3 separate regions of the Homo sapiens genome follow, and regions 1 and 2 are each linked to region 3. The links are chromatin loops, found by intact Hi-C in ENCODE. Cell type or tissue: PC-9. All regions are shown on one strand.

What was found. Peaks named below come from ENCODE experiments on the same cell type or tissue, not always from the same donor. Only the 100,000 strongest peaks of a DNase experiment are listed, where the experiment ranks them.
Region 1: it touches region 3 in a loop (7-fold over the local background); 25 of 110 quality-filtered maps call a loop at or near these places.
Region 2: it touches region 3 in a loop (3-fold over the local background); 3 of 110 quality-filtered maps call a loop at or near these places.

What each region holds. Positions count from the first base shown.
Region 1 is chr3:23,885,127-23,893,126 of GRCh38, reverse strand. It overlaps UBE2E1 (ubiquitin conjugating enzyme E2 E1), which reads right to left. Exons shown (of 6, transcript NM_003341.5): 4 at 5,428-5,560; 5 at 3,868-4,015; 6 at 1,487-2,618. The coding sequence ends at 2,521. NKIRAS1 (NFKB inhibitor interacting Ras like 1) reads left to right here. Exons shown (of 5, transcript NM_020345.4): 5 at 1-3,176. The coding sequence ends at 32. Among named protein-coding and RNA genes, the nearest start is that of NKIRAS1, 28 kb to the left of the region's middle. In PC-9, CTCF peaks have their summits at 4,107 and 4,309 (motif pointing left); DNase peaks (open chromatin) are centred at 3,586 and 7,746; H3K27ac peaks cover 5,729 bases.
Region 2 is chr3:24,151,919-24,159,918 of GRCh38, reverse strand. THRB (thyroid hormone receptor beta) reads left to right here. Exons shown (of 11, transcript NM_001354712.2): 6 at 7,429-7,529. All of the region lies in intron 1 of THRB-AS2 (THRB antisense RNA 2), which reads right to left. Among named protein-coding and RNA genes, the nearest start is that of THRB-AS2, 4.6 kb to the right of the region's middle. RefSeq lists a silencer at 6,705-6,905. In PC-9, no CTCF peak of the experiment used is centred here; DNase peaks (open chromatin) are centred at 3,298 and 5,038; H3K27ac peaks cover 2,929 bases.
Region 3 is chr3:23,995,515-24,003,514 of GRCh38, reverse strand. No RefSeq gene overlaps it. Among named protein-coding and RNA genes, the nearest start is that of NR1D2, 54 kb to the right of the region's middle. In PC-9, CTCF peaks have their summits at 4,156 and 4,361; no DNase peak of the experiment used is centred here.

The DNA of each region.
Region 1 (8,000 bases), 110 kb after region 3:
AAAACAAAGGGAACTCTAATTCTGAGAACTAAAAATCAGTAATTTCCACAATTGTATGTTGAATAGTGATTGCCTTTAAGTGTCTGTGAACATGGAGTAATATTACTATTTAAAATAGGCCATTTGTATCTACCTTTGGTCCTTAGGAAAATTCCTAAGGAAGTCAATTAATGCACTTTAGATGTTAAAAGTATTTGGGCTAAGGTTATTATTGCCTGATATGAAATAATATATTCTTATTCTCATTGTTTGAAACCTGTCTTTGAAATTAGCACCTTTGTTATTTATGTTGTACTTGTGAAAACAGTAAAATAGTTTGGATAGTTATGCAAATGCACCTATGTGTAACTTCCCCCCAACCCCAAGCTGTTTCGGAAGATATCATAATCATTCTGTGTAACATTATGCAAACTTCTAAGCCCAAACATGACTTTGTTTTTAAAAAGTTCATTAATCTAATGTCTAGGATTATAAAACATTTTTTTGTGTCTAAATTGGACCCAAAACATTGAACAGTTTGGGGTAGTAAGCTAAATTTCATCTTGTGGAGATTTTGCTAAACAGACTAAGACCCATGATTTAGCTTTGCTCAAATTAGAATGTTTAGCATGAGTTGAGGTACCAGGTAGTGTTAAGTAGGTTCATCACGCTCTAAGGCCGTTTTTTCCTTAGCCAGACCCCTGTTGATAGACCAGATACTTGAGGGCAAACTGTTTGCTCCTCCTCTTGAAAATGATTAGGCACTTAAGGACAGTAAAGCTGTATTTTCTGGAAGGAAGACTGTATCTTCTGGAATAGTTTTCTAGAAAACTAGTCATATACAATAAAAGTATCAAAAATATTGGGCTCTAATTTGATCTGACTTAGATGTCTGAGTTTGTGTTGTTTCTCTAAAGATTTTGGCAAGACTCAAGCAATGTGGCTGACTGTAACTTTATTAATTTAAAAGGTAGGAAGTAAGCTACTTAGTGGTTTCACCTGTGAAATAACTATTTTGACTGAAATGTAAAATAAGCTATTCAACAAAGAACATATTAAAACATCAAGTAATTTGTAACATCTTAAATGGAATACTTTTTTCATGAGCTCTAGTGAAGAACTACTACATATAAAAGACGATACTTACAAATCAGCTATTGCTGCTACAGTATAATTCTTCAAAATTTCTCATCATAAATTCATTTTTTGGTAAAAAAAAATTACCAGACACTAACTCACCCCCTTACCCTTTTCCCCCGGTTATTGAATATTAATCTAGCTTCCCACCCATGCATGTTACATAGATGGACAAATGCTTTCATAATGATTTTTAAATAAGTACCTTCCAGTTTGCTTTGTTTCCTACTAATGCAACTTAGTCTATATTAGTACAAACAGTTACCAATTCTTTTTAAATTCTGTAATGAATGTATGTGTATCCAGATAAGTTTCTCTGAAAGAGACATACAGAAACAGAACTGCTGGGTCAGGACATGTACTGCCAAAATGCCCCCTAAGGCAGGGTACCAATTTATCCATGACGGAACCCATTTCTCATGTACTTGCTACTACAGCATCTGCAAGTCAGAAAATGCTTTTAAAAAGATGCAGTAGGGTTCGTCTTTGAAGCCTAAATGGGGTAGATTATTTAACCTTTTCTAGGATACCTCATCTACAGCTGTGTAAAGTACAGATCCTAATATAGGTAACTAACTAATACCTACTAAATATGCATTATTTTTAGCTTGTTTTAGAAGCAGATACCTATCGATTTCAGAAGAATCTGCGAATGGCAACCAAAAGGCAAAAGAAAAGTAAATGAACACAGCAGTGTTTATTAGGTGGTTTTTAATATTGTTTATTAGCACAGTAACAAATGCAGACTTAAGTAGTCCACAACATAGAACCAATCCACTGAGCAACTCCTATTCCACGCCTTACAGTTAGTTAACAGCTTAAGGTATTTCACTACAGGTTTTCACAAGTCCTGATTCAGACCTTTTTTAAACAAAGTAGATTGGCATATAAAATAAAACGCACTACTCATCTCTTATATGGTGTTTTATAGCCACGTGTCCATTTTATATATATGAGATGACAATCTCTAAAAACTCTGTTAAATATCAATGTTCCCTTCCAAGAAGGGAAAACAAATTCCAATTTTGTTTTAAACAAAAAGTATGTAGTCTTAGAGGGACTTTACATAAATGGCCATATGTGTAACCTGTACCAAATTAAGCTGTTTTAAATTTACAGACTACAAGCAACTGAACCCAAATGTCTAAATGTACATTCTTTTCTGTACTACATTTCAGCTAATATTGCAGAACTAATGACAATTTTAAAAGTTGCTATTACCAATTCTGTCTACTGTAGCAAGATACCTTAAGTTACAACAAAATCTTAGGAAATAAGACTGAATAATATCTGTTATAGAAATACCCTACTCTTTACCAACTCCCACCCTCCCTGACCCCTTCAAAATCATAAGCAGCTCTCTTCTGTGACAGACAAATAATGTAAGAATTGTGAAACCCCAATTTATGTAGCGTATCTCTTGGTCCACTGTCTGGCCATTCTGTCATGTTCTGCTCTGTTGGTCATATACTGAGTGGCAATACTTCCCACCAAGGGGTCGGCTGGAAGAAAAGAATGTAGATTACTTTGGAGAAAGGAAAAGAACATTTTAAACTTTAGCGAATAGTGACAGCTTGGGTAGATACGTACGACAAAGTATGTGTGATCAAACCCATCTTCGAAACACCACTCCACCATGCTGGATATTTTTCCATCAAAATTTCAAAAAAACATAACGTTGGGGGAAGAGGGAATGCTTAGGCTTTAGTGTACTGGTCTGTCTTTATCTTAGTTCATTCCATTTTTCTCCCAACAAACAACACTCAATTGGAGTTTCTTTACTCTTATGTGTTAGGCTGAGTTCAGTAGAGACTGGAACGGTCAAGGCTTCAGACTGCAATGAACATCCAGCTGTGTTCATGTGACCCTTAGCTCAATGTCACCAGTTAACGGCATTGTGAATACTGTGAAGTCTTCGGGGCTGTTGCAGTGCAACACTATTAACCTTTACGCTGGTTAAAGAGCCAGGTTGCCAGGCAAAACCTGGACCTCCAATTAAGTATAGTATTTCTCTGAATCTTAGGATCTTTAATAAATTTATATTTGGTTTACCTAGAAAATATATTTGTCTGTGTGTGTGTATATATATACATATGTGTATATATATATATTTTTTGAGACAGGGTCTCGCTTTGCCACCCAGGCTGGAATGCAGTGCAGTGACATGCTCATGGCTCACTGCAGCTTTGACCTTCTGGGTTCAAACAATCCTGACACCTCAGCCACCCTAGTAGCTGTGACTACAGAAAAATATTTTTTAAATGAAATGAAGTCCCAAAAAAGTCACAATTCAATAGTCACTAAGTATTTAACAACTACCATTTTCAAAATTGAGTGCCATCTCAGTGACCAGCTATGGGACACATGCTCACTGAACCCCAGAGGCACAGGTGAGGCTTGCCAGGCAGATGACTCGACATTTAGAAGTGTCTGATTTGTTTTATAAGAACTCTATGGGAAATTAAGCAACAGGAAAAAAAAAGGAGGAAGAATAATTGAAACTAAAAGCCCAAGGCAAACTTACGTCAGTCTTCAGTTTAAAATACCTTGTTGCTAGAATATACTGATTAATGAAGTTGTGTGTCTCAACTAGTAGACTGAACTTGATTAAAACTTTCTTTTGAAAAGCCGATTAGTTTTTGTATTCACAAACTTGTGCAGAAAAATTAGTTTTGTCCTTTGAAAGCTTTTGGAAACAAGTATTTTTCAGGTAAGGAAGAATAAAACAAGGTAAAGAATTATGAACCTTACCAGGATTACAGTCTGTAAGAAGTGAGCAGATAGAAAGGAGGACTTTAGAAATGGTTAGTGCTGGACTCCAATTATCTTTCAATATGTCCAAGCAAATAACACCTTGACTGTTAATATTACAATGATAGATTCTTGTCCGAAATGTAACCTAAAAAAAACAAGTGACAGACAATATTTAAACAGCAAACAAACTTGTTACTAAATATTCAACTGAATGACCCTTAAGAAGGTGACTAAAAGCAGTTTTAATTAAAGCTGTCAAGAAGATAGACAATAAATTTGATTAGAAAGTGTTCATTGATACCATCTCAGGGACTGTGTCAATTTCATTTAAAATGTTATGTCCACTGACGGTAAGTTCAGTACTTCCTAATTTCATCTTTAGCAATTTTAAATCTTTTAAATATTAACATTTCCAAGTTTGAATAGCTAATTGTTTGCTGACCTCTTGTGTTAGCTGGTAGTACTACACTGCCTCAAAGTAAGCTTTAAAATACTGAGAATCATAAATACCTCTTAAAAACTGAAGTGCAACATAATGGGTACATAAAGATAATTAAACAACATACTTAGCAAACAATGACTACACCCAAAAGGCTGAACAAAATTTGAAGAGAAGTCTATTTCTGCTTTTTTCTGACCGTTACATCAGGTCCTATAGACATCCTGTCTACCTACATCACAGAATTTACTATTATATAATCGAGTGTCCATGGATGCAGAGCCAGTAATGGGCAAGGACCACAGCAGAACACAAGTCACATAAGCTGGTGTTATTTGGGTCTCTTAATTTTTATTTGTGAAATATACCAAAACACAAAGTAAAAATTACCTGTAATTTTACCAATTTTTTAAAAAAGTGACTTTCGATTACTTCTTGTTGCTGCAGTTGTACTTTTATCTGGCAGTCTACCTAATCCCCAAGACGGGGTTTTCTTTCTGACTGAATGAGAATCATAGATTGAGTACAGGAGATGGGTGACTTGGGCAATCCTCACCTGTCCTAGAAAGAAAACTGAGGCCTGGAGGTAAAGGAACAAGACCAAAACATGACAGGGAGCACAACAGAATCCAAAGCTTTGGGAAGAGATTCTGATTCTCTAGTTGTTTGGCCCCCTGACCTGCCCTGCCTTTTTTTGGGGTCTTGCTTTGTTGCCCAGACTGGACTCAAACTCTTGGGCTCAAACAATCCTCCCAAGTAGCTGGACTACAGGTGCACACCACTGCACCTGGCTTGACACCATTTTTAACCTCGAGAAAGGTTCAAAAACATTTCTCTATGGGCTGGAAAACAGGGGATTAATTCTAGGTTGCTGACAATATTACTATAAATAGCACAATTTTAAGCACCATCAAAACAAAGCACTTAATCCTAGAATGGTCTCTGCCAGATAAGGCAAAATCAACCTAAAGAAGTGTTTTGTATATGTTAAAATACTCAGATCTATTAGGACATAAGATAAATCTAGTTTCTGTGATTAAAAATTAAATTTAGAAAAACCTCAACAGTTGCTCTCTTGTGGGAATTAGTAAATTTGAGCATACAGGGAGATTTCTTACCTTTGGAGGCTTGAAGGGATATTCTGGTGTAAAAGTGATATCGAGAAAGAATACACCACCCTCATACACGGATCCTGGAGGCCCTAGAATGGTTGATCTCCATTCATAGATGTTATCGCCTTTGGGACCAGCACTGTGAATAATACGTCAACAAATAAGCAGATGGTGGCACTATCCCAATTTTTACAGTGTATTAAAAGAGATGGAAAGATTACCTCTCTCCTCTCTTTTGTTTACTGTGTGGATTCTCTTTACAAAACAAGTACAGAAACGGATGCAGAACTGCAACAAACCCATAGCCATTGGTCAAGCAAACTGGATGATAAAAGAATGTTAAAACCATTCTAAGCCTACCTAGCTACGAATAAGCAGGAAACTTTCCTCAATTCTCAAAACTCTCCTGGACACGTAGGAAAGTGTAAACAATACTTAAAATGGGAAACACATCTCAGCACCTAGAAGCGAAATTAGTGACAAATGCGAGCAGTTTTTGCTCACAGCTACATCACTTATGACCATTTTAAGCACAGAAGTTTCATTTTCTGACCCACTAACTGGCTCTTCCTTGCTCTTCTATCTCCATAATCTCACCTTTAAAAGAATCTAATAGATGGTTTATAATGTAAAAAGTATGTCCATGTTAGGTGGGAGGAGAATGGTAAGTATCCAGTTACAGGTTATTCAATTTTCATTTCAATGTGTATTCTATAATTGGGTTCTCTAAATACTAATACTTGAGACATTCCTCCAACCCTGTTAGCTGTTATCATAAATCACTGTTACATACACTTGGGTACACCATAATTTGGCCACAATACCATTCTAAAGCATTGTGTTGGCTTCTAGAGTGCCACCGCACCCAGCAAAACTACTCTTTTAAATAAATGTACGATGTGAATTGGATTTATTCACTCACTTACTGAATGCCCATGTACTAGGCAGAGGGTTAAATGTCAGGGGTTTTGATGCTGAACAAGACAAACTCCTTCAAGATGCCCTCTGCTAACTGGTTACAAAGTCTGATGCCTTCATTTAAGAGACAGAAGAGATGAAGAGGGAGGGAATAAAAAGCCTACCCATGGGCCTATACTTTCCCCAAACCCATCACAGGTTTTTCTTTTGGTCTGAAATTTGGTGTGAGAGATGCAACAGGTTAGGGGAATGAGCTTATTACAAAGGAAAAGCAGAGGAGAATACAAGTTGGGGAAGAAAACATGACATGGCAAAAAAGGAGGGAGAAAATATGGGCAACCGAATAGCGGGTAATGGGAAGAACAGGGCCCAAACTGGCCAAGAGGCAGAAAGAGCTCGGACACTGTCCACCTCACAGGAATGTTTTCAGAATTAAGTGAGAGAAAGAAGGAAACTGTAGAGCAACACACCCATGGGTATCTCTCATTAAACGGCAGTGATCACCATTATTATTAATTCTTTAATATCTCTTTGTGATGGGTATTACCAAAAACTATTAAAAACTTGTTTTATTTTTTATTTTTGAAACAGAGTCTTGATCTGCTACCCAGGCTGGAATGCAGTGAGTGGCATGATCTCGGGTCACTGTAGCCTTGACTTCTAGGCTCAAGTGATCCTCCCACCTTAGCCACCTGAGTAGCCGAGACTACAGGCATGCACCACCATACCTGGCTAATGTTTTCTATTTAATTTGTGTAGATGGGGGTCTCTCTATGTTGCCCAGGCTGGTCTTGAACTCCTGGGCTCAAGCAATCCTCCTACCTCAGCCTCCCAGAGTGCTGGGATTATAAGTGTAAGCCACCAAAAAGTTTGTTTTAGATACAGAGAGAGTTTTTTTGTTTGTTTTGTTTTTTTTGTTTGTTTTTTAAGGCGGAGTTTTGCTCTTGTTGCCCAGGCTGGAGTGCAATGGCACGATCTCGGCTCAATGCAACCTCCGCCTCCCGGGTTCAAGCGATTCTCTTGCCTCAGCCTCCTGAGTAACTGGGACTACAGGCATGCGCCATTATGCCTGGCTAATTTTGTATTTTTAGTATAGATGGGGTTTCACCATGTTGGTCAGGCTGGTCTTGAACTCCCGACCTCAGGTGATCCGCCCGCCTCGGCCTCCCAGAGTGCTGGGATTATAGGTGTGAGCCATCGCACCCGGCCAGAGATTTTTTAAACATTGTCTACACCATGAAGTCATACTTTGTGTTTAAAAAAGATGACTTCATAGTTTTACACGATATCTGATGGCAATTTTCACAAGGTGGAATGTAGGGAGAGCTCTTAATCAGCCCTCTCCCTCTGGAAACAGGCAGAAACTTCTCCAGTGAAATGATATTACCATTATTGCTTCATTTCCTGAGGTTAGAACCGGTTCTTGGTCATCATAAGTTTGCCTACCTGCCTACATGTTTGCATCCCCTCGAAACTTTTATGTTGAAATCCTAATCCTCAATGTGACGGTATTAGGAGGTGGAGCCTTTGAAGGTACTGGGTTAGGGGGTAGAAATCCTCATGAAAAGGATTAGTGTTCTTAAAGAGAACCTCAAAAGCTCTCTAACTTTTCTCTACCATATGAGGATACAGCAAGAAGACAGTTGTCTGGAAACCAAGAA
Region 2 (8,000 bases), 160 kb before region 3:
ATATATAAAGTATATTAGACTAGGGTTTCTTAACCTTGGCACTATTGACATTGGGGCCATATAATTCTTTGTTGTGATGGTTGTCCTGTGCATTGTAGGACGTTTAGCATCATTCCTGGTCCCTCTTCCCACTGGACACCAGTAGCAAACACACACACACACACACACACACACACACACACACACACACAGCAGTTGTGGCAACCAAAAATGTCTCCAGACTTCGCCAAATGTCCCCTGGGAGGCAAAATCATCCCCACTCGAGGACCACTGCATTAATGGTGAAGAACTTACTACTTGGAGAATATCTGAAGTAAAGGATCTTTCATAAAGGATTTCTTATAATGTTAAAATCCCTCCTCCATTTCCAAATATCATATTTAAGTGTTCATATATTGACGTCTGTCAAAATGGAGTACACCTGAACCTACATAACCATATATACGTGCAACATAACACATACATATGTGTCATAGCTCATTTCCATTGTTGGGATTTGGGTTCCCCTCATCATGTTTGCTTATTTATATCAAATCTATCTAGATCATAAGCACTACGAAAGCATCAATCTCTTTTATTTTGCACTCCCTAAAGCGCACATCCATGTGACTGCAGGATACACCTGCAGGGAGAGCAGTATAGCTCATAACGACAGTGACGGTGTTCTGATGACAAATGCAACAGCTCCTTCCCTTTTATGTATGTTTATGTAACATAAGGCTGAAGGGCTGCTAGCCCACATTTTTAGAGCTATAACCTTGAATCCCATTCTGAATGGATTTTCAGGTAAAGAAATGACACTTGTTTTTCTCAAGGATTCAGGATATGACATAACTGTGGGTGCCTCTGCATGAGCCCAAAGCTATAAATTGCTTCTCACAGCAAAATCAGAGGCAACTATCACCCTTCTCTAGTGACTGTTTCTGCTCCCTCCCCTAATCTTCTGATGACTTTGCCTTCCTGCTTTCTAATTCATGCCGTCTTTTAAAACAGGAAATGATCTCATCAATACCAGGGTTCTACAACTCCAATGCCCCCAAGTATGCGAGAGAGAGAGAGAGAGAGAGAGAGAGAGAGGAAGAGCTGTCTTACAATGGCTGCTTAATTTAAATTTTTCAACAAAGACACATAATGCTTACATAATATATGATAAGAATACTTCTCACTTCCATGAAGAAATATGTTCTCAGGCCGGGAGCAGTGGCTCACGCCTATAATCCCAGCACCTTGGGAGGCCGAGGCAGGTAGACTACCTGAGATCAGGATTTCGAGACCAGCCTGGCCAACATGACAAAACCCCGTCTCTACTAAAAATAACAAATAATAGCTGGGCGTGGTGGCAGGCACCTGTAATCCCAGTGACTCAGGAGGCTGAGGCAGGAGAATCACTTGAACCCAGGAGGTGGAAGCTGCAGCGAGCCGAGATCGTGCCATTGCACTCCAGCCTGGTCAACAAGAGTGAAACTCGTCCCCCACCCTCCCCCCAAAAAAAAAAAAAGTTATCATTTTTCTCAAACTACTTTTGTTTTTCCACTCTTGATAAAGATAAAGAATTATGTGAAATATTTCTTTATTTATGAAAAGGCATAATGCAAGAACAAAAATAAATAGCAACTGATGCACACAATCAGGAGAGGTTCTGACTGTGGAGCCTAAAAAGGATGTCCGTTTCTTGGGAGGTAGGGCTACCTTTCTAGTTCAGTTGATCGTTACACTGTGAGAATTTGGGTTCAGTATTGCCAGTTCCTCCTGTTTTTCACATGAAGCAAGAATTCTGTATGTTTTATGAAATTTCCTAGTTTTAAAAATTTGCTACGATTTTTAAAAACACTCTGCAAGCCAAATGTTGTAGACTGCCAGAATGTGTGCCCTTTTGATTAACATTCCAACTCAAACGCATTATATCAACGTATTCCCTTTCTTAGTGGTTTGCATCTTCAAGTGTTTTCCCTCTAATTGTAGATTGAAAGGTTATGTCAGCTATTAAGGATCTGAATGTACAGGGACGGCAAAAGGAACATTTCACTAGGTACTTCTTATACATTAAACTATACTATGCCCAAACCTGGCCCTAAAAATTAAAAAATAGGCTGAGCACTGTGGCTCATGCCTGTAGTCCCAACACTCTGGGAGGCCAAGACGGGAGGCTGGTTTGAACCAGGAGCTCAAGACCAGCCTGGGAAACATAGCAAGACCCCATCTCTACGAAACAACTTCAAAATTAGCCAGGTGTGGTGACCATGCACCTGTAGTCCCAGCTACTCAGGAAGCTGAGCTGGGAGGACTGCTTGGGCCCAGGAGTTCAAGGCTCCAGTGAGCCATGGTCATGCCACTGCACTCCAGTCCGGGTGACAGAAGTGAGTCCCTGTCTCAAAAAATAAAAGTTAAAAAAAATTGTAATTTAAAAATATGTCTTAGTTTCAGGAATTCTTGAATCAGAAGAAATGATCCAAAACTCATGTTGTCCCTTTTTCTGCACTAAAGCCTCCGATGAGAATCCAGGGTCCTTTGGCCTCATATCCTCATCCCCTTTTCTAGATTGACACCTCTACTTGGTCCTCCTGCTCGCCCCTCCTCCGCCCACCAGTGCTTCAGTGTTCAAAGCCTGGCGAGCCATTGTCTGCTGTCCCCCAACACCAGGGCCCAGCCAGCCAGAGGGCAAAGTGTAAAGAAAGAGACTCCAAGACTCCAAGCAGGGGTAGGCAGGGTGGGAAAACAGTGGATGTTCTGAGGAAAGATTGTGAATTGTGTGAAGTGGGAGCCCCTGGGGCAGCTCTGCTAATAATTTGCAGAGGGCAATGGATGAAGGCCTCCAAAGTTAATGCTGTTTCAAGTTTGTACCAAGTGTCTTCCACACAGTACACCCATACATGCTGTTAAATAAACAAATGGATGAATGCATGGTTTAATTTAATATAGTGTCTATCACAGGGTTAAAGATTAACATGATATAAAGCTTGGTACCTAATGCCAAGAATTAAATATAAAAGGAATCAGGATTCGTATGTTGGGGAAAGGCTAAAGGATAACCCTTTCAAGGTTTTTAAGTTTGTCAAGAAATGACATAGGGAAGGTGCTGGTGGGGAAAACAAGCTTAAATCATCAGGTCTGAGCTGCAGGATGAACTGAGGAGGTTCAGTATAAAATCAGAAGAGTGACTAAGCATGCTAGTGACTTAGCTTCCTGAAGGGTGACAAAATACAGTCTCATCCTCTATCCCGTCCCAAGATCAGATACCTACTGGCTCTGAGTTGATAGCTCTACAAGATGAATCAGCAACATGGAACTTCTTCACTTCTCTGAGCTACCCAAAGTATTTCCCACTACCGCAAACCACAGCCCCTCCCTTAAGATGCCAGGACTGGTTCTGCTAGGCAAGTGGTCTTATACAGATGATAAGATTTGCCAGTTTGGAAAAGATCTCTGAACTCAGCTCTTCTCACATGCTGCTACTTCTGCTCTCCTAGGCAGCACCTTATATTTTAGATCTACTTTCAAGATTAATCTGCTTTATATTCTATTCCCTAAGGGCCATGTATCTGCCAAGGTGACAAGAGGAACCAGTGTTTCTCCTCCTAGGACCTGAGATGCTGTTATAATTCACTCAAAAGAATTAAACTAGCCAGCCTTCTGATCTTGCCCATAGGGAAGAAAGCATTGAATCTGTTTTCAACCAAGAAGGCAAGCTTACTACCTGTTGCATCCTTTGTAGTGCAAATGTACAAAACTTTCCCCTTCTACATGACAAGTCGCTCAGAGAATATTTTTTAAATAGCATTAACTGTAAGATATTCAAGATAATACTTAGCAATTAACCAGACATTGCCAAATGTCAACTGAAAAAATCTCAAGTCCTTTGTTGAACAGATGGAGTTTGCTTTTATAAAAATATGCTTGATAAAGTGGCAGCATAATGTATTAATCTGAAAAATAATACATCTGAGCAGACAAGAGCTGAGGGAAATATATCATTTTTGAACTATCATATATTGTCATGGACCTTAATTTTTTCTGGAGGGTTATTGACCAGGCTTCTTTAGCAGTCACCTGGGACAACTAGCAGATGCAGTTCCTGACATGAACAGTCGTAGCTTCCAGGATTGTGTCTGTAGTATTTGTTTCTAGGCAGAATCCAACGCTGACATTATGACACTCATCAGTGTCCACTCTTGGCAACAAAACTAATGATACATGTGCATTTTCCTTAGTTTGGCATACTGACCATTGTGTAACTCATTTGGTGAGTATGACAAAGGAAAATGATGGAGACACTAAAATACAACAGGAAATACAACAGCAAGAAATGGTTAAGTTCTCTAGGAGAATTGGTTAGTATGTAATGTTGTCAATCATGTTCAGTAACCTTAAGAGAATCCTCACCTACCTAGTCACTATGTGTGGGACATTATTCCCTGATGGAAGTTATTTAATGAAGAATAATGGACTTAGGCATAATGATTGATGTATCATTGCCTGTGGTGACTGTTTTGGATAAATAAGATGGTTCAGAGTTAATATGTTACAGAAAAGAAAGCAAGGGGTGGGGTGCACTAGTATGATCATGTAAGTAGCTGCCACCAACTTAAGTAGATGTTTCTGTAGAAGTTTTGATGATTTAACTAAAGTCATTTAATCACCTCCACCCATGAAGAAGATAGTCTAGGAGAAATAAGAGAGTAAAGCACACCACCTCTCAGCCTAGCAGTCAGTAAATGAAAGGAGTCCATTCCAGTCACTGATTGAATTATTGTTGGATTCCACAAGAACCTTAAACACCATCTACATAAATTGTTGAACTACAGGTAGGAATAAATCTTCAGTGTCTGGCTGCCAATGCCAAAAGATAAAGCCAGCAGGTCTCATGAGACAGGCTGGGGTAGTATGAGGTGAGAGGGAACTACCTGCATCTTCCCAACTCTGGTTAATGTTCTTGGACACCTTGTTTTGACCCCTCCCAAGTCATGTCCCACAAGTACAGCAGTGTTCAAGTGTATCACAATTGGTTCTCATACCTGAGATTAGACAGAAATGACTTGTACCTCTTTTTCCCTTATCTCTGCATTCCATACTTGATACTAAGAACTTGAAAGTCTTCATTCTGTTGGATTAATTGTGTATAACCTCGAGGTATAAGAGGTTCAGATGTAGCTTTTTTGACAGTATGGGTCTGTATATTCCATCTGCCTTTACCAGGAAGGTGCCTGTTTTCCTAATTGAGTTACTTTGTGGTTTAAAAGTTACTTTGTGTTTTATAAGTAGGTCTTTATATGCACACAAAAGCACATGAGCACACCTCCTTACCAACACTTGTGACTGTGTCATTTTTGTTAAAACCATACTAGTGAGTGTAAAGTGGTATCTCATTGTGGTTTTGATTTGCATTTCCCTGCAATGATGTTGAGCATCTTTTCATGTTCTTCCCTTCATTTTCACCTCTCTTTTTCTCATTGAAGAATGACCAAGGCTACAGAAACAGAACTCAGCTTATGAGTTTACAAAGGAAGAAACCATGTCTTACTCATTTTTGTATTTTCAGCACCTAGAACAATGCTAAGCACATGTAGATGCTAAATAAATGTTTTCTGAATTCATAGATAAATGACTGAATGAACGCGCAAAGCATTCTAGTTCCCTTTTTTCTCTGCCCAGATCCTTCCCAGAATTCCCTTTTTAAAAATGACTGACAAGAGTTTTGAAACCCTTGCAGTGAACTCAACAGATGAATCATGGTTTGCATGATGCAAAAGTAAACTAAGAAAAGCTGTGATATTTAAAAATATAATCCTGTACATTACTAAACCTCACTTTCAAGTCAATTATCTGCCTCCCAAGAAGGAACATTTTTCTAAATTAAAGTTGGAGCAACATAATTTCTAAGAAATTATGAAAAGGATTTATTTCATTCTGTTTCCTTAATGGCTTTTTTTCTGAAAAGCAAGACTTCAGTGACCTAGTTTAATAAAAGGTCTATGAAATGTCACGGTAAGATACACAGTAAGGCATCAGTCATTTCAACCTAGCTAATCTTTATTGGAACAAAGAAGACTTTGCTGAACTGAGTCAAAAAACTTCATAAGGACCATGATAGGGAGAAAGGATTGTTTCTCAGCCTCTTCCTTCTTCACATCCCAACCAATCCTGCCTCATTTTGATTGTTTGGTCTTATGTGAAGCTGTGTGATTCTATATATCACATAATTTATCAATGGTAAACCATTGATAGAGGGGAGAATGAACCTGCCCTCCTGAATCAGCATCTTGTGTCTGGGCATCCTCTCCACAGGAAGCTGAAGGAGCAAAGACAGGAGGGAAACAGGAGGCTTCTGCTTTTGTGCTTTTTAGCTTCCTGAGTCAAGGAATTTAAACTAATAAACTCATTGTCCACTAAAAAAGAGAGTTATCATAGTTGGATTTTCCTTTTTTCTTAATAAACAAAACCTCTGTCATTTCACACTATCCAGTGTTGTTGGATTGCATATCATAATATCACAAGTTTACCTAACTTTTTTAGGTGGCAAAATTCATTCTACTTAAAGTCAACTCTCCATTTTTAGAAAAAGACCAGCATATTACACTGGAGGGCTAGAAATTAAGAGACTGGGGTTTTAGTCCTGCCTGTAATTTCCAGTGAGACCCTGAGGAAGGCCAAACCTCTGCAGGCCTGTTTCTTCACCTTACAAGGACTTCGTCATCTCCCGGGACCTTTCCAGCTATAAAGTTTTCTGAATTCATTGCATGGTACTGTGATTCCAAAGTGGATCAAATCTTGTGAAAACAGGTTTTGAAATAAGCCTTGTTAAATAGATTGTGTTATCTAGAACTCACAGTGCTCAAATCCTGGCCTCTCTGCTTGAGTCACTGGCTCTACAGCCTTCCTGCCATTCCCACCTGCACAGCAAGTGATCACAGCTATCTTTCTTTCTTTCTTTCTTTCTTTCTTTCTTTCTTTTTTTTTTTTTGGCAGAATTTCGCTCTTGTCGCCCAGGCTGGAGTGCAGTGGCACAATCTCAGCTCACTGCAACCTCTGCCTCCTGGGTTCAAGTGATTATCTTGCCTCAGCCTCCTGAGTAGCTGGGATTACAGGTGCCTGTCACCATGCCCGGCTAATTATTTGTATTTTTAGTAGAGAGAGGGTTTTGCCATGTTGGCCAGGCTGGTCTTGAACTCCTGACCCCAGGTGATCCACCTGCCTGGGCCTCCCAAAGTGCTGGGATTATAGGTGTGAGCTATTTCTAAGGCATTCTGAAATCCTGGGCCTATGTTAACTCTATGAGTATAAAATTCTTACCGTTTGGTTTCACTAAGTCTTTACTGTTGTTACCTCTTCCTGGCAAGCCAATTTTGTCTCTGGCCTAGCAACCTTAGCTATAGTGTCTCTTTGACGTTAACATATTATTTTTTAATATTCCTTCTTTTATTTCCTTCACAGGGTACATCCCCAGTTACTTAGACAAGGACGAGCTCTGTGTAGTGTGTGGTGACAAAGCCACCGGGTATCACTACCGCTGTATCACGTGTGAAGGCTGCAAGGTAATTGCCCTGGGTCCACAAGCACAGAGCTTAGCCCAGCTCCAGTCCCCTCCCAGTCCTCTTCCAGAATGCAATGTTAAGTTTAAATTCAAATTAAAATCAAATTCTAACATCCATGGTCTGTGATCATCCAGGTGTCTGGTTGTGCTCTTCATTTTTGACATGTTCAAGAACTGAATTTTTTTCCCAAATCATAAATAACTAAATGAGTGTAATGTCTGGTTTCTTTACTTCTGCAAGTGTTTTTAAAACAGGAAGAGAATCAATAAAATAAAAAGAAATTAATAAAACTCTTACTTTGGGTTTAAAAAGCATAGGTCCTTTTTAACATGTTGTCATCCCGAGAAATGACTGTTTCTCTTCTTGTTTTATCTACAGTGTTGGAGGAGACAGAGTTTACTCTACCACAGGCTGTTTTCTGCTGTTAGTCTGAGTGAATATGCTCATTTTCAAGGGTTCCAATAGGGAATA
Region 3 (8,000 bases):
CAATAGAAACTAGAGGCTGCTAGAGTGGGGAGGGAGGCAGGCAAGGGTTCAAAAACTAACTATTGGGTACTATGTTCAGTACTTGGGTGATAGGATAATTCATATCCCAAACCTCAGCATCACACAATATAGCCAGGTAACAAGTACCTGCACATGTAGCCCCTGAATCTAAAAAAAGAGTTTTTTTAAACATGACTTAGAGCAAGCAGACTTCCTCCATATTTCCTGTACAAGCCATGGGTAGGGTTGTGGGGAGGGTATGCAGTAACTTTTTCTTATGTTTGAGAGACCAGGAAAGAGGACTTGTAAGTAGAGGATGAATGAGGAGCACCCTTGATAGATCTTAAAGTCAAAAAATTAGAATCTGGCACAATTCCATGTACTTTATCCATTTAGTCAATGAGCATTTACTGAGCACCTACTATGCTCTAAGTGCCACACTAGAGGCTGAAGATGCTGAGAAACTACAATCTATATCCTCAAGAAGCTTACGGTTCTGTGGAGTCAGGGGGAAAAGGAGGAAGCATAACTCAGCAGATGAAGGAGCCCTTAAGTCAAACTGGTGGAAACCCAGAAAGTGTCCCAAGGGAGATGGTGGCTGAATTGCACCTTAAAAGTCAGGCAAGTAGGAATTAACCAAATGAAGGTATACAGATTGCTACATTCACTCATGGAGTAGTAACTGGTACAGGACATACCCTCCCACTATAAACATCTAGAAAACTGGGCAAAATATATGACATAGTTGGCCCCAGGCAGAGCGGGACTGTGATACCTGAGAGAAGAGAGACAAACAAGGGGAACCCTCTCTACAATTGCCCTAGGTTTCTGCTTGGAGGCCATTCATGGACCTTGGCAGAGGGAAAGGAACCCAGATAGAACCTGGAAGACTCACTGAGTTGAGTAGACAAAGATAGGCATTTGGGGAGTTTGATGGTTAAGTGTTTATGTGTCAACTTTACTGAATTAAGGGATACCCAGGGATCTGGTAAAAACATTGCTGGCTGTTCCTGTGAGGATGATTCCAGAAGAGACAAGCATTAGAATCAGTAGACTGAGTAAAGAAGAGCCACTGAGGTGGGCATCATCCAATCCATTGAGAACCCTGATAGAACAAAAAGATGAAAGAAAGAACGGCAATTCTCTCTCTCTCTCTCTCTCTCTGTGTGTGTGTGTGTGTGTGTGTGTGTCTTTCTCTCTCTCTCTCCTCTCTGTGTGTGTGTGTGTGTGTGTGTCTCTCCTCTCTCTCTCACTGGAACATTCTCCTTCTCCTGCCCTTGGACGTTAGAGCTCCCGGTTCTTGAGCCTTCAGACTCTGGGACTGATACCAATGCCCGCCTCACTCCCAGACTTGGGCTGGGAGTTACCCAGTTGCCTTCTCTGATTCTCAGGCCTTTGGATTCAGACTGAACTATGCTGCTGGCTTTCCTGGTTCTCCAGCTTTCAGGCAGCATATCACGGGACTTCTTGGCCTCCAAAACTGTGTGACCCAATTCCCATAATAAATATACTTTTATATATCTCTGTATATCCTATTGGTTTGGTTTCTCTGGTGAGCCCTGACTAACACAGGGAGGCTAAGGTAGCTGGAATTTATTGGCCAGCGTACCAGAGAGGAGGGAGCTATACAGAGAAAACTTTACAGAAATCTGCGCAAGGTTCTCCTCAAGTGTTTGACTGAATACTAAGCCATACACAGTTAGGGCAAAGCTCCATGAAGCCAAAAAAAAAAAAAAAAAAAAAAAAGACAACTTGACAACTTTCAGGTAGCTCTGAGATGAACATTCTCAGAGCCCATTTAGGGTTGAGAGATGTTTTGATCTCCTCTCGGCCAAAGTAGAGAGGACTCACTGAATACAAGGGCATTCAGAGTGACCCCAGAGTGTCACGCCTTAGTGGTAGAGTAAAAGCTACTCTGGACCAGACCTAACAAGCTGAAAATCAAGCCTAGAGAAAAATCAAGCTGATCTGCAAGTAAGTTTACTGCCCACCGAAACAAACTTCAACACTACTTAGACAACAAAATCCAAACCCTCAACGAAATATCATTCATAATGTCGACATCTAATTTAAAAATTACTAGACATGCAAAGAAGTAGGAAAATCTGATTCAAACCAGGAGAAAAGTTAGTCAATAGAAACAGAATCAGAAATAACAGAGATAATGGAATTACCAAGTGAAGGTGTGTGGGAAGGCAATAGAATTCCAAGCCAAGAGAGTATTGAAATACACAAGCCTTCTGGAGTATGTCCAGTTTCTTTTGGTTGCACTGGTGAGAACAGGTTGCACAGGACAGGCACCCACTACCATCAGATGGGCTGGGTGACATGGGACAAAGGTAGAAGTAGGCTCTTCTGGAGAAACTTGGAAGACTAATGTAGGTCCCGTTAACTGACAAACAGAATGGCTGCCTTCCTCCCACTAAGGTGGTTCAAAGTCCCTGGGACAAGCCAGAATTTGAGTGTTTCTGTCCTAATCATAGTTTTCTCATTTATTTCTAAGATGAACTTGAATTAAATACTTGCATTTCTAAAGAAAGGAAAGGGAGCTGAGCTTTAACGAGCACTCACTATGCACCAGCAACTATACCCAAGCACCCTCAAATTCATTACTTAATCCTTAGACCAGTTCTGAAAGACAGGTACATATCTCTTTAGAAATGGAAACTGGACAACAAATTAAGGAACTTGCTTGTGTCAGTCAAGTAAAGTCAATTTGAACTGAAATCTGTGAAATTCAATGAATCAAACTGTGGTGAACATTTTGAAGTCCTCTTGTGTAGTGCCACCTTTGCAGTCAACATACTTGGGTTTAATTTTCAGCTTAGCCATTAGCTAGCTGTTTGCCTTTCAAAAGTTCCCAACCTCTTCAAGACTCAGTTTCTACATCTGTTGAGTGGGAGAACAAATCATACTTTGTACAGTCATGGGGAAGATTAAGTGAGAAGATTAAGAATGTAAAGAGCCATAGAAGCAAGTATATACCAGGTGTTCAACAAATATCTGCCCACTTGGTCCTCCTCTTCCTCCTCCTCCATTCATTAAATATCTGATTCTGACCATATATAACTGCAGGAGGATGAAAACCAAAGCCATAACCATAACCAAATCAAATAGAAAACTTTTTCTGCAAAAGTATGTCAGTGGTTCTCAAAATCAGATCCCTGGACCAAGAGCATTAGCATCACCCAGAATTTGTTAAAAATGTACATTTTATTACCTCACCCCAGACCCACTAAACCAGAAATTCTGAGAGTGGGACCCAGCAATCTATGTTTTAAGAAAGTTTGGCACCATTGATACACACCAATGTTTCCGAACCACTTGTATGATAGTTCTTTCATTGCATCAATTTAATTCATATATTACATAGACTGTGGCTAGGTCTAAACAATCAATCTAACAATTGCTCATTCTCTTTTGTTTTATAGAGTGCCTTCAGATTAACTTATTCTGATTAAATCTCTCTCCAGGAAAGAGTAAACCAAGTAAAATGGTGTTACATTAAAAACGTTACAGAAAAAAGACTAGCTAAGCTATTTATGTGATACAGAAAGATAAATGTAGAGAAGTTCTTCTTGAGAAAACTATTTTAATGGCCAAGTAGAGAGAGTGAAGCCTAAATTGGAAGCATTATCCCTAATCCCAATAGCAGGTTAGCACAAGTGACCCTTCAAAAATCCAACCATTTTCACAATAAATACTTTTTTCTTTTAATTTAGCTGTTTCTATTCCAATCCCTTTAACTAAAGTTTAATTACTAATTCAGCTGTCCTGTATTCCTGACCTGAAATTTTTGGAAACTATAAGGCAATTTTGATTTAGAAACCAGGCACTTGTCATTAGGTGCAAACGTTTACGTGCTGAAGACCTCAAACTATTGAAAGTTACAAAACAAGAACTGGGTGTGGGTTGGGCAGCTGAAACCAATTATGCAGATTTGGCATCTAAAGAAAATGGTACATCTGAATACTTAGAATGAGTCCCAATTATATTCCAGTTGTTTTCATTTTTTCCAATTGCTGCAACACTCCTCCACATCCCTCTCCCAGGGCGGTACTCCTCCATCCTTGCTTGCAGATGATTTCAATTGTTTTCCATTTTTTTAATCTTCTCTTTTATCTCAGATGCTTTTCCTTCCTTCCTCATTTCATCATTTTTTTAACAAGACAGTCATGCATCTGATGATTCTACAGATGCAGGGATTTTTCTTCCTGTCCTTGAAGTGACAGCTTGTCTTTCCCCTCAAGTGTCTTTGTCGCAATGCCTGATAAACTGTTTATTTTTCCTAACGGCTTTCCTTTTTAGCCTGAAAAACAAACATTAACCAAAAACCTCCTTGTTTCACTAAATTGTCACTTTCAATGCAATCCCTGGTGCTGGAGCGCCGCCTGCTGAGTAAATGAGAATTAGCAGGTCATAGTGCCTTTGGTTTAGCAGCAGAAAAAATAATGGGCCATTTTATCATCAACAGATTCTTCAGAAATGACTGACTGGTGTAACATTCTGGATATTGTTCCTTCCCCAACAATGCTGCTGAAGTCATTGTACATTATTTATAAGAACCCAAAGTATTTTTAAAACTGCTTATTTTAGGCTGGGCGCGGTGGCTCACGCCTATAATCCCAGCACTTTGGGAGGCCGAGGCGGGCGGATCATGAGGTCAGGAGATCGAGACCATCCTGGCTAACACGGTGAAACCCCGTCTCTACTAAAAATACAAAAATATTAGCCGGGCGTGGTGGCGGGCGCCTGTAGTCCCAGCTACTCGGGAGGCTGAGGCAGGAGAATGGCGTGAACCCGGGAGGCAGATTTTGCAGTGAGTGGAGATCAGGCCACTGCACTCCAGCCTGGGTGACAGAGCGAGACTCCATCTCAAAAAAAAAAAAAAAAACCTGCATACTTTAGCACCATCTACTAAAAACTCAGCAAAATGTCCTCCATAGAATAGGTGCTCAATAAAAACTTGTAGATAGCAGTTTATTAATATCATGTGAAAACATTTATCAAACTGTATTTCAGTTGTCTACTTCTCTTTCTCCCTAAAAAACCGTAGGGCTCCTTGAGGGGGAAAAAAACATACACGTTTTTTTAAAAAACCTATATATTGGCCGAGTGTGGTGGCTGACACCTGTAATCTCAGTACTTTGGGAGGCCAAGGCGGGCAGATCACTTGAGGTCAGGAGTTTGAAACCAGCCTGGCCAATATGGTGAAATCCCATCTCTACTAAAAATACAAAAATTAGCCGGGCGTTCTTGCAGGCGCCTGTAATCCCAGCTACTCAGGAGGCTGAAGCAGGAGAATCGCTTGAACCTGGGAGGCAGAGGTTGCAGTGAGCCAAGATTGCACCATAGAACCCCAGCCTGGGCTACAGAGAGAGACTCAGTCTTTAAAACAAAACAAAACAACAACAACAAAAAAGATATATTTCACTGTAGGTATTCAAAATACATTTGAAGAATACTGATTAAATAATTCTAAATATTTAATAGTCATCATCTCTAGCGCCCATTATGTGCTAAGAACTGTTCTAGCTATTCAACAAACATTTTCTCTAATCCTTAAAACCTGCCCGACAATTTTTGGAAAAAGCTCATCAGCTGTAACTTGACGTCCCAGCTGAACGCAAAACCCTCATTTCCAGGGCTTCTCTGTTACTCTGACACATTCTTTGCACCTGGTTTTTCAGAAGCTTACATTTTATTTTTTTTTTGTTTTTGTTTTTTGTTTTTGTTTGTTTGGTTGGTTTTTTTGTTTGTTTGTTTTTTTGAGACACAGTCTCACTCTGTTGCACAGGCTGGAGTGCAGTGACGCGATCTCGGCTCATTGCAAGCTCCACATCCTGGGTTCACAACATTCTCCTTCCTCAGCCTCCCAAGTAGCTGGGACTACAGGTGCCCGCCACCATGCTTGGGTAATTTTCTTGTATTTTTAGTAGAGAAGGGTTTCACCATGTTGTCCAGGCTGGTCTCGAACTCCTAACCTCAGGTTATCTGCCCACCTCGGCCTCCTAAAGTTCTGGGATTACAGGCCTGAGCCAGCGCATCCAGCCCGGAAACTTACATTTTCAACAGTAGCTTGAGACATTTTCCTGTCAGTGGTCCTTACACAAGGTGAGAAATCATGCACTGACAAAAATTACAAACCCAGGTGTAGTAGATGAAAGAAATGGCCGCCAATTCTTTCCCTCCTTGTACCTACACCCTAGTAATGTGACACTGTAACTCCTTCCATCAAGGAGTAAAGTGTTTTTCTCCCCTTCTTGAATCTGGACTGGCCTTGAGATTTTCTTGGGCCTATACCTCAAAAAACCTTGCATGCGTCTGTTCTCATGCATGGAACCCTGAGCTGCCATGAGAATGAGCTAGCATGGGAAAGAGTGAGTGATCACATGGAGAAAGACTGGCCATCTCAGCCGAACCCATGGTCAGTCAACCCAGCCAAACTATCAGCTGACTAGAGACACATGAGCAAGTGCATCCAAGACCATCCAAACTCAACCTGGACCAGAAGCTCTTCCCAGCTTATCCCAGCCCAAATTAAAGAACAACCTTCAGAATCGTTAGCTAAATAAATAGCTATAATGCCATATAAACCAGAAACATCACCTATTATATATTATAGCCTTAAACGGTTAACTTGAATCTAATCAAGACTCAGATCTAACTTCCAGTTCACAGGAAATGTAAGATAAAGGAACAAGCTAACTGATGTTTTGAGGTGAGGCAGGAATACATAAATACACACATAGACACACGCCACACACACACCAATTTACACTCTTACTTTAATGGGTTAAGTTAGCCAAAAGTAGTCTCAAAAAATTTTTAAAAGGATCAAATTCATGTCCCAGAATTGCCCAGAATGTTTACAGTGTTCTGTCAACAGAAGATGTGAAGTTGTATTTTGTGGATCCCATAGAATGTTGAAGTCTAGCCACTTGAGAATCTGTGAAGATTTATCTATATGCAGCCTCTGGATTGATCACTTCCAAGTTAAATCTTTTTTAGGATCATTTTAACAGTCAGTTTCTGAAGCCAGCCGTACAGTCTCTATGATTCACTCAGATCCAGGGAAAATCATCAGACTGACCATTTTTCATCTCAAAATATTTATTCTCATTGGCATAAGAAAGGATTTATTATCAACTTATGCAAGATGCAGATAATAAATCAGCCTTAGGAGTTTGTAGTAGAAATGATTAAATATGGCAGGAGTTTGAGCTCATCTGGTGTCTGGAATGGTTTGGGGTTTTGAAATTCTTTTTAACTACTATTATACAGTTTTAAAACCCGAAACATATTTTCTTAAGGCTTTTTTCCTTCATTTCTAAACCCAAGCGTATGATCAAGGAAAATGGAATCCTTGTGCTATTGAATGTATTTACACTCCATTCAGTTCAGTGCATTACAATGTATGACACTGACATTCTCTTTTGTAGGAGTTATTTCAAGGCCTAAATGATTCTGAAGCTAAAATTTTAGGGAATTTTCTTTCCCAGCCCCTGAAAGAGTCCCAAAATTTGCAAGCCATACTTTTGACTCCTCACCTGGAATATCAGGTTCTTAAAAGTTTTAATATTCATATGATGGAAAGATTAGTGAAACAAGTTCTTCCCCTCTCTCTTTTGTCCTTGACTCTAACTGCTCTGGATAAATAGAACGAAATGGTGTCTTTATGAAGAAACAATCAATACTATCTTGCAAGTCTCTCAGCAACTGAGTGGAATGGGATGACAGTGGAGAATTCCACAGTAAAGAAATAAAGGGCACAGTATGAATACAAGGTGCTACCAGACTCTTCCCAAAGCCCTTTGCAAAATAGTGTCTCCTATTATTGCAGCATCCCCAAGGGGCGGGTGGAGAATTGTTAATGGTACAACTGGAAAAGCTTGTTAATGCAAGCTCAGGAGAGTGCCTTTACCTCCTGAGCTTCTTGGGCTTCCTCTGGAAAGTGACAGGCTACCCTGATCCCAAAAGATGTTATGTGAGTGTTTCTC